3 separate regions of the Homo sapiens genome follow, and all the other regions are linked to region 3. A link is a contact called in ENCODE Hi-C or POLR2A ChIA-PET data. All regions are on one chromosome and are shown on one strand. The core of a region is the stretch at or near the end of the contact, and the rest is flanking DNA. Distances in the headings are between cores, read along the strand shown.

The links. Hi-C counts contacts between places; a loop is a spot of excess contacts on that map. ChIA-PET counts read pairs that join two places held with the same protein, here RNA polymerase II (POLR2A). Pooled maps may share reads with other maps.
Region 1: a loop to region 3 is called in a map with no recorded cell type, with 12 times the contacts of the local background. The contact joins the promoter of DPP3 here to the promoter of BANF1 in region 3. A Hi-C loop is called at or near these places in 3 of 37 single-sample maps with no recorded cell type and 7 of 50 pooled maps.
Region 2: a pooled map shows a loop between it and region 3 (4-fold over the local background). The contact joins the promoter of RIN1 here to the promoter of BANF1 in region 3. A Hi-C loop is called at or near these places in 8 of 50 pooled maps. POLR2A ChIA-PET finds 5 or more read pairs at or near these places in 3 of 52 experiments (BJ, activated CD4-positive, alpha-beta memory T cell and activated naive CD4-positive, alpha-beta T cell).

The regions. Positions count from the first base shown.
Region 1 is chr11:66,479,021-66,482,237 of GRCh38, reverse strand. DPP3 (dipeptidyl peptidase 3) reads right to left here and starts at 1,804. Exons shown (of 18, transcript NM_130443.4): 1 at 1,773-1,804; 2 at 1-45. The coding sequence starts at 37. It overlaps DPP3-DT (DPP3 divergent transcript), which reads left to right and starts at 1,989. Exons shown (of 4, transcript NR_120586.1): 1 at 1,989-2,199. RefSeq lists enhancers at 1,665-1,834, 2,411-2,978 and a silencer at 1,975-2,024.
Region 2 is chr11:66,334,476-66,337,683 of GRCh38, reverse strand. RIN1 (Ras and Rab interactor 1) reads left to right here and starts at 1,250. Exons shown (of 10, transcript NM_004292.3): 1 at 1,250-1,367; 2 at 1,526-1,706; 3 at 1,808-1,922; 4 at 2,002-2,074; 5 at 2,186-2,277; 6 at 2,433-3,170. The coding sequence starts at 1,282. BRMS1 (BRMS1 transcriptional repressor and anoikis regulator) reads left to right here. Exons shown (of 10, transcript NM_015399.4): 10 at 1-345. RefSeq lists an enhancer at 1-770.
Region 3 is chr11:66,001,159-66,004,063 of GRCh38, reverse strand. It overlaps BANF1 (barrier to autointegration nuclear assembly factor 1), which reads right to left and starts at 1,561. Exons shown (of 3, transcript NM_003860.4): 1 at 1,494-1,561; 2 at 691-829; 3 at 1-438. The coding sequence starts at 813. The coding sequence ends at 292. EIF1AD (eukaryotic translation initiation factor 1A domain containing) reads left to right here and starts at 1,907. Exons shown (of 6, transcript NM_001242481.2): 1 at 1,907-2,154. RefSeq lists enhancers at 26-832, 1,840-2,209 and a silencer at 1,200-1,539.

The DNA of each region.
Region 1 (3,217 bases), core at 555-3,054, 480 kb before region 3:
CGATGTCATTGGGCAGGATGTACTGGGTGTCCGCCATGGGCCCTGCTGAGAACCATCACTGTCATCACAGCTGTTGTTTACCCCATACCAATTGCATACCTGGCTCTGAACTCTTATGATCTCATTTAATCCTCCCAAAAGCCCATGTGGAAGGGAATACTATTGTACCCATTCACCAGATATGCTAACTGAGGCTTAGAGAAGGTGAGATGACTCACCCAAGGGGTCACAAAATACACTGGTGGACCATATTTGGTCTGTAGTCCCTAAACCTTAAAGATTGACTCTAAGGTCAGGCATGGTGGCTCACACCTGTAATCCCAGCACTTTGGGAGGCCGAGGTGTGTGGATCACCTGAGGTCAAGAGTTCAAGACCAGCCTGACCAACATGGTGAAACCTCCTTTCTACTAAAAATACAAAAATTAGCCAGGCTTGGTGCCAGGCACCTGTAATCTCAGCTACTGGGAAGGCTGAGGCAGGAGAATCACTTGAACCCAGGAGGTGGAGGCTGCAGTGAGCTGAGACCGCACCATTGCACTCCAGCCTGGGCAACAGAGTGAGACTCCACCTCAAAAAAAAAAAAATTGATTGACTCTAACTACCTAGTATTACAGATGGGGAAACTGAGGTTCAGAGAGGCTAAGAGCCTTGCCTAATCCCACAATGGAGACATCAGCAGCAGAGATCCTCATCTCTAGGCTCCCAGCCCAGGCCCCTCCCTGCTTCCTTGTTCAGTATTATTTTTTTAAGACGGAGTCTCACTTAGTTGCCCAGGCTGGAGTGCAGTGGCATGATCTTGACTCACTGCAACCTCCGCCTCCCGGGTTCAAGCGATTCTCCTGCCTCAGCCTCCAAAGTAGTTGGGACTACAGGCGTGCATCACCATGCCCAGCTAATTTTTTGTATTTTTGATAGAGACGGGGTCTCGCTATTTTGTCCAGGCTGGTCTCGAACTCCTGGCCTCAAGCGATCTGCTTGCCTTGGCCTCCCAAAGTGCTGGGATTACAGGCGTGAGCCACCGCGCCTGGCCTTTGTTCAGAATTCTTTACACTTTCCACTGTGCTCACAAGGATAAAGTGCCAGGCCGCCAGCTGGAAGGCTCAGCCTTTAGCCAGGACTCGGCCCCAGACTCCTAAAAGTCAAGTCCATTGCTTCACTTTTCTGTACCTCCGTTTCCTCCTCTATAAAAGAGAGAATAACCCCAATATTACCAGGTGGGTGCGCTAATCAGATGAAGTCGCCCTGGACGGAAAGTATCCACAGCAATAAATGATTTTGCTTGAAACTGTCCCATTCTCATCCCTCTAAATGCCTTTTCCTTGGCCCTCCATTCTCCTGCTCGCTCCCTGTGCTCCACCAGGGAAGCCACAGAAGTTCACAACCAGAAGAAAGCCCATTTTACAGATAGGGAAACTGAGGCTTGGAAAGGGCAACAATTTACTGAAGGTCTGACAGCCCCGTTGGAACCCGGGGATTCCCCAACCCGGGGCATTCTCCCCGCCACGCCCCGTCCCGGCTGGGACAGAGTGTCCAGCCTCCTCGCCCTGCCCCGGCCTCCAGAAGCCCCGCCCCAATAGCACAGCCTCGAGGTTCGGAAAGGGCTGTTAACTCTTTGCTCCCCGGAGCACTCCTTGGCCTCGAGGGCGGGGTGAATTTGGAGGGGGTACTGGAGAGTGGGCAGAAAGGGAACGATTTTGCGCTCAGTATGGATTCGCCTTGGTCCCCCGGGATGACACGCTTTGACCCCAAAAGCCCAGGCGCCGCGCCTCACCTGCAGCAGCTGCTCCGTTCGCAAACTCACTTCCTGCTTCCGGCTCCCCCATTCATTGGGGCTCTGCGAACCCCGCCCCCCTTGGCCAACTGCCTGGCCTCGGGGTCCGGATGGGCGTCAGTACCAGCCAATAGACGCGCCAAGACGAGCTTCTCGGCTCGCCCGCTCCCGCCCCCAGGCGCTACGGGGTGGCGCGCGGATTGGCCCTGCGGGCTCGGCCTTTTGTCAGCAGGCCGCACACGCGCCGGACCGGGTACCGCTGTGCCCGGCCTGGCCGCGGCCTAGTCCCGGCAGACGGGACTGACGAGGTCACCAAGCCCAGGCCGAGACGGCGCGGGTGTCAGGGACTTGGGAATCCCCCTCCCCCAGTCCCGATCCCGCTTTCCTTTGGGGTTTCACCTCAGAGGACCCGACAGCACTCTTGCAGGTGGGAACCTACACAATAGGAGTAATGTGGCTCCACCTTCCTCTCGGGACTCGGGACCTGGGGGTGGAGACTTGGAAGTTGCAAAGCTCTCGGTGCCGGGAATCGGGGCTACGGTTGAGTGGGATCGGGCCAGGGCTGAGGTGGTCCCACCCGTGTAGGGGCGCGGAGAAACGCCTCGACTGCTTCACTGTACCACCACCCACCCGCCACGGGCCTGGAAGGAGCCGCTAAACATTCCCGAGCCTCAGTTTCCTTAGCACAAACAGGCTGGTAGTTTCCTGGTGCTTGCCAGATGCCTGATGGATGAGAAAGCCTCCTGCGGCCCCGAAAGGGAGTCCAGAGCAGAGGCGGGCCCGCGGTCCACTTTTACAGGTCTGGACGGACTCACGGGACCACGGTCTGGGTGGGGCATGCGGAAGGGCCTAGGCCAAATGGGGAGTAGTGGTGAGGGCCCAGGGTCAGACTGGGGGGTGGAGTGAGGTTGTCTGGGAGTCTTGGCTTTATGAACCGGAAAACCAGGCTAATAATTGAATCCAATCCAAGGGATATTGTAAGTTGTGATGTGTTGACTGCAGTGCCGCTCCCTATAGTTGCGCAGGGTGAGGGGCGTTTGGGTACTGAAATCCCGCACGGTCTCCTTGCTACGCCCGTGTCTAGGCCAGACAGCCTCTGCTTACCATAGACACCAGTTTCTCATCCACAAAGGTGCCCAAGGCCCTGCTTGACACAACAGTGTTACAAGCTGTTAGCTTTGATGATTACTTGTTATATGGGGGAGTTCAACAAGTTGGTCGGTGTCCTTAGGAAAGTCACCCCTCTTCTTTCCTGTGCCTCCGTTTTCATTGTCTTTAAAATGGGTATAAAGTTGGCTGACAGGTGAAGTTGAAATGTGCACAGGTAAGGGAGGTAGTGCTGCCCACTGCCAGCAGGGGGCAGCTCAGGCAAGGAAAAGACCCCAGTGCTCTCAGGACCCCCCAACCAGCTACGTGATCACATTTTTATGATCACAGATAAGATG
Region 2 (3,208 bases), core at 1-2,500, 330 kb before region 3:
GTGGCCGTGGAGCTGACCTGACCAGGCAAGGCTGCTGTCTCCATCCCTGAGCCGCCTGCCACCTCCCACTCCTGAAGATCCATCTCTTGGGGCTCCCCTGACAGAGAAGACAGCCGAAGTCAAAGCCACATCCTCTTGCTGATGTTGGATGCAGGCTGTCCGGCCTCAGGGCCAGGGAGCCAGTTTCCACTGTGCGGGAACTCTGAGTCAGACGTGATTATCTGGGGGTCTGTCCACCCTGGCTGGATCTGGAGGCAAGATGCCAGGCCCCCCAGGTGTTCTCAGGGCAGTTCTTGGTGTCTGCTTCTCAGATTCCAAGGACTGGAATTAAAACCTTTCCTGGGACTCTGGCGTGCCCTGTGTGTGTGTGTGATTTACCTTGCAAGAGAATCAGGGCTCCCGTGGGGAGCACCTGAACCAGGCCGACTTCTAGGGTGCCTGCAGATTGCCACTCCTCACACTACCCAGCAGAGGCTAGAGCACTGTGCGTGGGGCCAGGCTGGGGAGGGGGAGGTGGGCGCTGGGCTGCCTGGCGCTGGGCAGAGTCAACATATGGCACCGGGAGAGTGCCTCGGCGGGGAGGGTGGATGCGTGTGCTTGGAGCCTGGGTCATGTCTGCACCTGTCCCAGTTGCCTGGCAGATTGGCAAGGCAGGCTGGCAGAGCCTGCGTGCGTGGGAGGCAGCCGGCAGCACCGCCATGTGCTGACGACCTCACAGCCAGACTCCCCCTGGTTAGCACTGAGTGTCAGAACCACCCCCAGAACCTCAGTTAAGCAAATAGGTTGGTTTCCATGGAGACATGGCATATTTTCTCCATGGCAACCTAAAATCCTAAAACCCAGGTTCAGGAATGAGTCATCTATGGACAGTAGAGGGTGCTCTCCCACAAGGCTGACCTGAGGCCAGGGGCAGATGAGCAACTGACCACAGAGCCAAAGGTGCCCCCAGAGCATGGCTGGGGCCTGTGGGGACTGAGGCCGCTTAACCACTTCCCGCCCACGTGTGCAATGTGAGTAGCTGGTGAGGCTGCAGGAGGCCGTGTGTGGAGGTGGCATCCCCCAGCTGGGGCCCTCAGAGCAGGGCTAGCATGGAGGGGACCCCTGACCCCCAAAGCAGGGTCCAGAACAGAGGAGGCGGGCACTGGCCAGGCAGGGTGGACACACAAGAGTTAACTGGCGGGTGTGACAGGCGGACCGCCCTCAGGAAGTGTTACTCACTGGGGATGTGCGTGCCTTGCCTTGGGACTGGATTCTCTTCCTGAAGCGAAGGAGCTCCCAGCCATGGAAAGCCCTGGAGAGTCAGGCGCGGGCTCTCCTGGAGCCCCCAGCCCGTCCAGCTTCACTACTGGGCACCTGGCGAGAGAAAAGTTAGTGAAGTTGGCAGGGCAGCCAGGTGGGGCAGGGAGGGGCTGCGAGAGGAGGGCCTATCCGGGGATAGAGAAAGTGGGAAACCCGGGAGTGGGGAAGAGGAGAGCAAGGGTCCCAGCCCCTGGCTCCCTGCTCAGATCTGGGTGCCTGCCCCCAGGCCAGCCCAGGACCCACTGTATGACGTGCCCAATGCCAGCGGCGGGCAGGCAGGCGGGCCGCAGCGGCCGGGGCGCGTTGTGAGCCTGCGGGAGCGCCTGCTGCTCACCCGGCCCGTGTGGCTGCAGCTGCAAGCCAACGCAGCGGCCGCACTGCACATGCTGAGGACCGAGCCCCCGGGGGTGAGTCTTGCCCCACACTCCAGGGACTGGCCAGCCAGGGGTGGGAGGGAGAGGGATGGGACGCCAAGGTCCTGAGCTGCCTGAGCCCTATCCACTTGCAGACGTTCCTCGTGCGGAAATCTAACACCCGCCAGTGCCAGGCCCTGTGCATGCGGTTGCCTGAAGCCAGTGGCCCCTCCTTCGTCTCCAGCCACTACATCCTGGAGAGCCCTGGCGGTGAGGGGCTGGCCTGGCGGGAAGGGGCTGGAAGCAGGGAGGTTCCCCAGAGAAGCACCTCACTTCCCTCCTCTCTCAGGCGTCTCCTTGGAGGGCTCGGAGCTCATGTTCCCAGACCTAGTCCAGCTCATCTGTGCCTACTGCCACACCCGGTGAGTCTGCCCGCAGGGTGCCTGGTGTCCACGGGCCCTGCTCCTTGGGACAGCCCATCCTTCCCGCCCTCTTCGGCCCTCACTCCCTTCTGCTCCCCTCTCTGGCCTCAGGGACATCCTTCTCCTCCCGCTGCAGCTCCCCAGAGCCATCCACCACGCAGCCACTCACAAAGAGCTGGAGGCCATCTCCCATCTGGGCATTGGTAAGGGCTTCCTGCCACCCATTGCACAGATGAACAAGCTGAGGCCGAGGGGAAGGCAAGGCTCGCAGCACACCGCCCGAAGCCCCTGCCTTGCCTTGGTTGGGAAACTTCCCCTAACCAGTCCCGGAGGCCCCAGTCGGTTTCTTGTTCCCTAGAGTTCTGGAGCTCCTCCCTCAACATCAAGGCTCAGCGGGGCCCGGCTGGAGGCCCAGTGTTGCCCCAGCTGAAGGCCCGGTCCCCTCAAGAGCTGGACCAGGGCACCGGAGCCGCCTTGTGCTTCTTCAACCCCCTGTTCCCGGGGGACCTAGGGCCCACCAAGCGGGAGAAATTCAAGAGAAGCTTCAAAGTGCGCGTGTCCACAGAGACCTCCAGCCCCCTGTCTCCACCTGCCGTGCCACCTCCCCCCGTCCCCGTGCTGCCAGGGGCAGTCCCCAGCCAGACAGAGCGGCTGCCCCCTTGCCAGCTGCTACGGAGGGAGAGCTCAGTGGGGTACCGCGTGCCAGCAGGCAGTGGCCCTAGCCTTCCGCCTATGCCCTCCCTCCAAGAGGTGGACTGCGGCTCCCCCAGCAGCTCCGAGGAGGAGGGGGTGCCAGGGTCCCGGGGGAGCCCAGCGACCTCACCCCACCTGGGCCGCCGACGACCTCTGCTTCGGTCCATGAGCGCCGCCTTCTGCTCCCTACTGGCACCGGAGCGGCAGGTGGGCCGGGCTGCGGCAGCACTGATGCAGGACCGACACACAGCCGCGGGCCAGCTGGTGCAGGACCTACTGACCCAGGTGCGGGCTGGGCCCGAGCCCCAGGAGCTGCAGGGCATCCGTCAGGCGCTGAGCCGGGCCCGGGCCATGCTGAGTGCGGAGCTGGGCCCTGAGAAGCTGCTGTCGCCTAAGAGGCTGGGTGAGGCTCCGTCTCTCCATAGCTCCAGCACTGCCCCA
Region 3 (2,905 bases), core at 312-2,811:
CGGATTGAAAGTGAGGGTGGGGGTGAGGGATGGGGCCGGGAATCCATTCAGGAAAGCTGGTAACTGTCACCAGGGAACTGGCAAGGGAAAAAGGACGGGGGAGGCATGCAAGAGCGAGAATCCAAAAAAAAGTTGAAATGGTTAGGGGAGAAAACTCCCAAAAGACCCCGGAGTACGTCGGAGGTGAGTACGACAATAGCAATCTTTTCCTTCGTAGAGGACAGGGGAGGAGTCCCTACTCGGCTGCAAACTCTGGATGAGGGCTGGGGATTGAGAGCTTCCCAGAGAGCATCACAAGAAGGCGTCGCACCACTCTCGAAGGCATCCGAAGCAGTCCCGGGACTGCTTGGCGTTGGCGCCACAAGTGTCTTTCAGCCATTCCCGGAAGAGGTCTTCATCTTTCTTTAGCACCAGAAACTGGCCAAGGACAACATAGGCCTGCAAAACAGGGAAAAGGAAGGAGCGTGCTGCTCAGTGCTCAGTGAGAGATAAGAGCAAGACAGCCATTCCTGTGCCATTCAGAGCACACAAGCCCAGGAAGCAGCGCGGGTTTTGCCCCCCTCTCCTCTCCACCAGGTGCCCAGGCTCTGGCAGCCTCTTCAGATTATACCTTACTGTCCATCCCCCAGCAGATGGAATCACTTCCCTTCCACCCCCCGCTTGCACTAGGTACACGCAGCCACCCCACACCTTGTCAAAACCCCTTTCCTCCAGCTTCTTGCCCAGGACTTCACCAATCCCAGCCAGGCTCCCCACTGGCTTCTCCCCCATGGGCTCTGCCACGAAGTCTCGGTGCTTTTGGGAGGTTGTCATCTTGATCAGGCTTAATCTAGGAATCCCAAAAAAAAGGCAGATTAGGGCTGAAGACCTGGAACTTCTAAGGGCCCACGAGCAATCTCATAGTAAGAGGAAGCCAAGCCAGGGGTTACAGTGGCTTGCTCGATCCCCCTCATCCTGAAAGGAGAAAACAGTTCCAGGGAGACTCTTCCCTACTATTTTTAAGAGGAGTTTCTTCCTGCAGGACCTGGATTTTGATCTTGCCCCAGAGGAAAAACGATCCTGCCTAACAGGTGGCGCAAGCGGGGCAGTGGAAAGATGCCCAGAGTCCGTAGCCAGGGCTGCGCGGAAGCTATCACTCCCTCTGTGACCTTGGCTGAACCAAGACGACACTGCCTGCCTGGAACGGCCACTTGGCGTGGAAAGCTAACCAAAGGGTCTCTCTACCTACAGGGCGAAGCGCACACCTAGCGCTGCGCACACCCGCTCCCCGCCCGCGGGGTTCACGCCGCGCCCCAGCTCCGCCCCCACCGCGCGCCGCTGCGGCCCGCCCCTTCCCGCGGCCCGGCTCCCACGCGCTGCACCCCGCCCCCTCCCCGCAGCGCGGCCAAGCTCTCCCCCAGGGCCCGCCACAGCGCCTGCGACCCCTCTCCTCCCCTTCTCCCCGCAACCCCTCTGGCCTCCAATCAGGGCCCTGCTCCGCGGCTGGCGCTCACCCGCAACTTCAGTTCCCGTAACGGTTCCTCCCGCCACCCGGCCGCTCCTGCGGATACCTCAAGCCACTAGAACTTTCTTCCACTTCCGCTTCCGGGTCGCTTCAAGAGCCGCCTTTAAAAAAGAAACATTCCACGTTGGGCACTTCTAGCCAGTTAGAGCTATAGAGTTGAGGCGCCCCGGACCTCGACGGCGTCCTTAGTAGGCGCTCCTTTCCGGTCCTTCGCGGGAAGCCCTGCCTTCTAAGGTCTCGCTTCTCGCGCAGTTCTGAGGGAGATAGGCCTCCAGGGAGAGGACTTCCTTTCTCTGCTGCCCGGACCCGGAACTCAAGGACTTAGGCTTGACGGACCTGGCGTGGGGAAGAGTTAGAAGACGGACAAGGGAGGGGACGGGAGGCCTCCGAGACAGCGCCGGAAGTACGGTTTTCGGAGGGATCAGACTCAGACTCACGTCGCACTCCTCGCAGTTGGACTGGTGGGAACTGGGAACACTGGAGACCTGATTTCTAACTGACGCTACCGTCGCGGCCGCCGGCAAGTTCCTTTACTGTGTTTTCTTGGTTCAGCCTTGAAGTGAGTCGTGGACGATCCTCTCTCAGCGTCCAGCCTAGACGGCGGTGTTGCTCCGGCAGCGTTCCTGGGAGCCGAGGGCCAGAGACTAAGTGTGGGTGTTTCTCTGAGGGTCTTTTCTCCGGGATAGACAGGGAGGAGGAAGGAGGACAGCAACTAGAGACGACAGTGTTTCTTTCGGAAACCATCAGTCTTAAGGGTACTGGCCTTCGTCTTCTAAGTACGCAAGTCAGAAATATGCAAATGTCGCAGACAAGCCTGCTCACCTCAACCTTTAATTAACTAGTTCCTGGCTTGAACCATCACGGTGGCCACCTAGTTTGTCTCCGGCTGTAGTGTGTTGCCAGACTGAACTTCTCTGTTGTGTGACTATGCTAGACTTGGGGTGTACAAGCGTGTTGAGAAAGATACGGTTTATTTCAAACTCCTTCCAGAGAGGTTGCCAGGATGACTTCTCTGGAGCATGCGTATAGTTTTATATTACACTAGTACTTAAGATTATAGGAGTTACTTTTTTTTTTTTTTTTTTTTTGAGACGGAGTCTTGCTCTGTCGCCCAGGCTGGAGTGCAGTGGCGCGATCTCGGCTCACTGCAAGCTCCGCCTCCCGGGTTCACGCCATTCTCCTGCCTCAGCCTCCCGGGTAGCTGGGACTACAGGCGCTCGTCATCACGCCCGGCTAATTTTTTGTATTTTTGTAGAGAGAGGGTTTCACCGTATTAGCCAGGATGGTCTCGATCTCCTGACATCGTGATCCGCCCACCTCGGCCTCCCAAAGTGCTGGGATTACAGGCGTGAGCCACCGCGCCCGGCCGGAGTTACTTTTACATGACATGCATTGTATTGT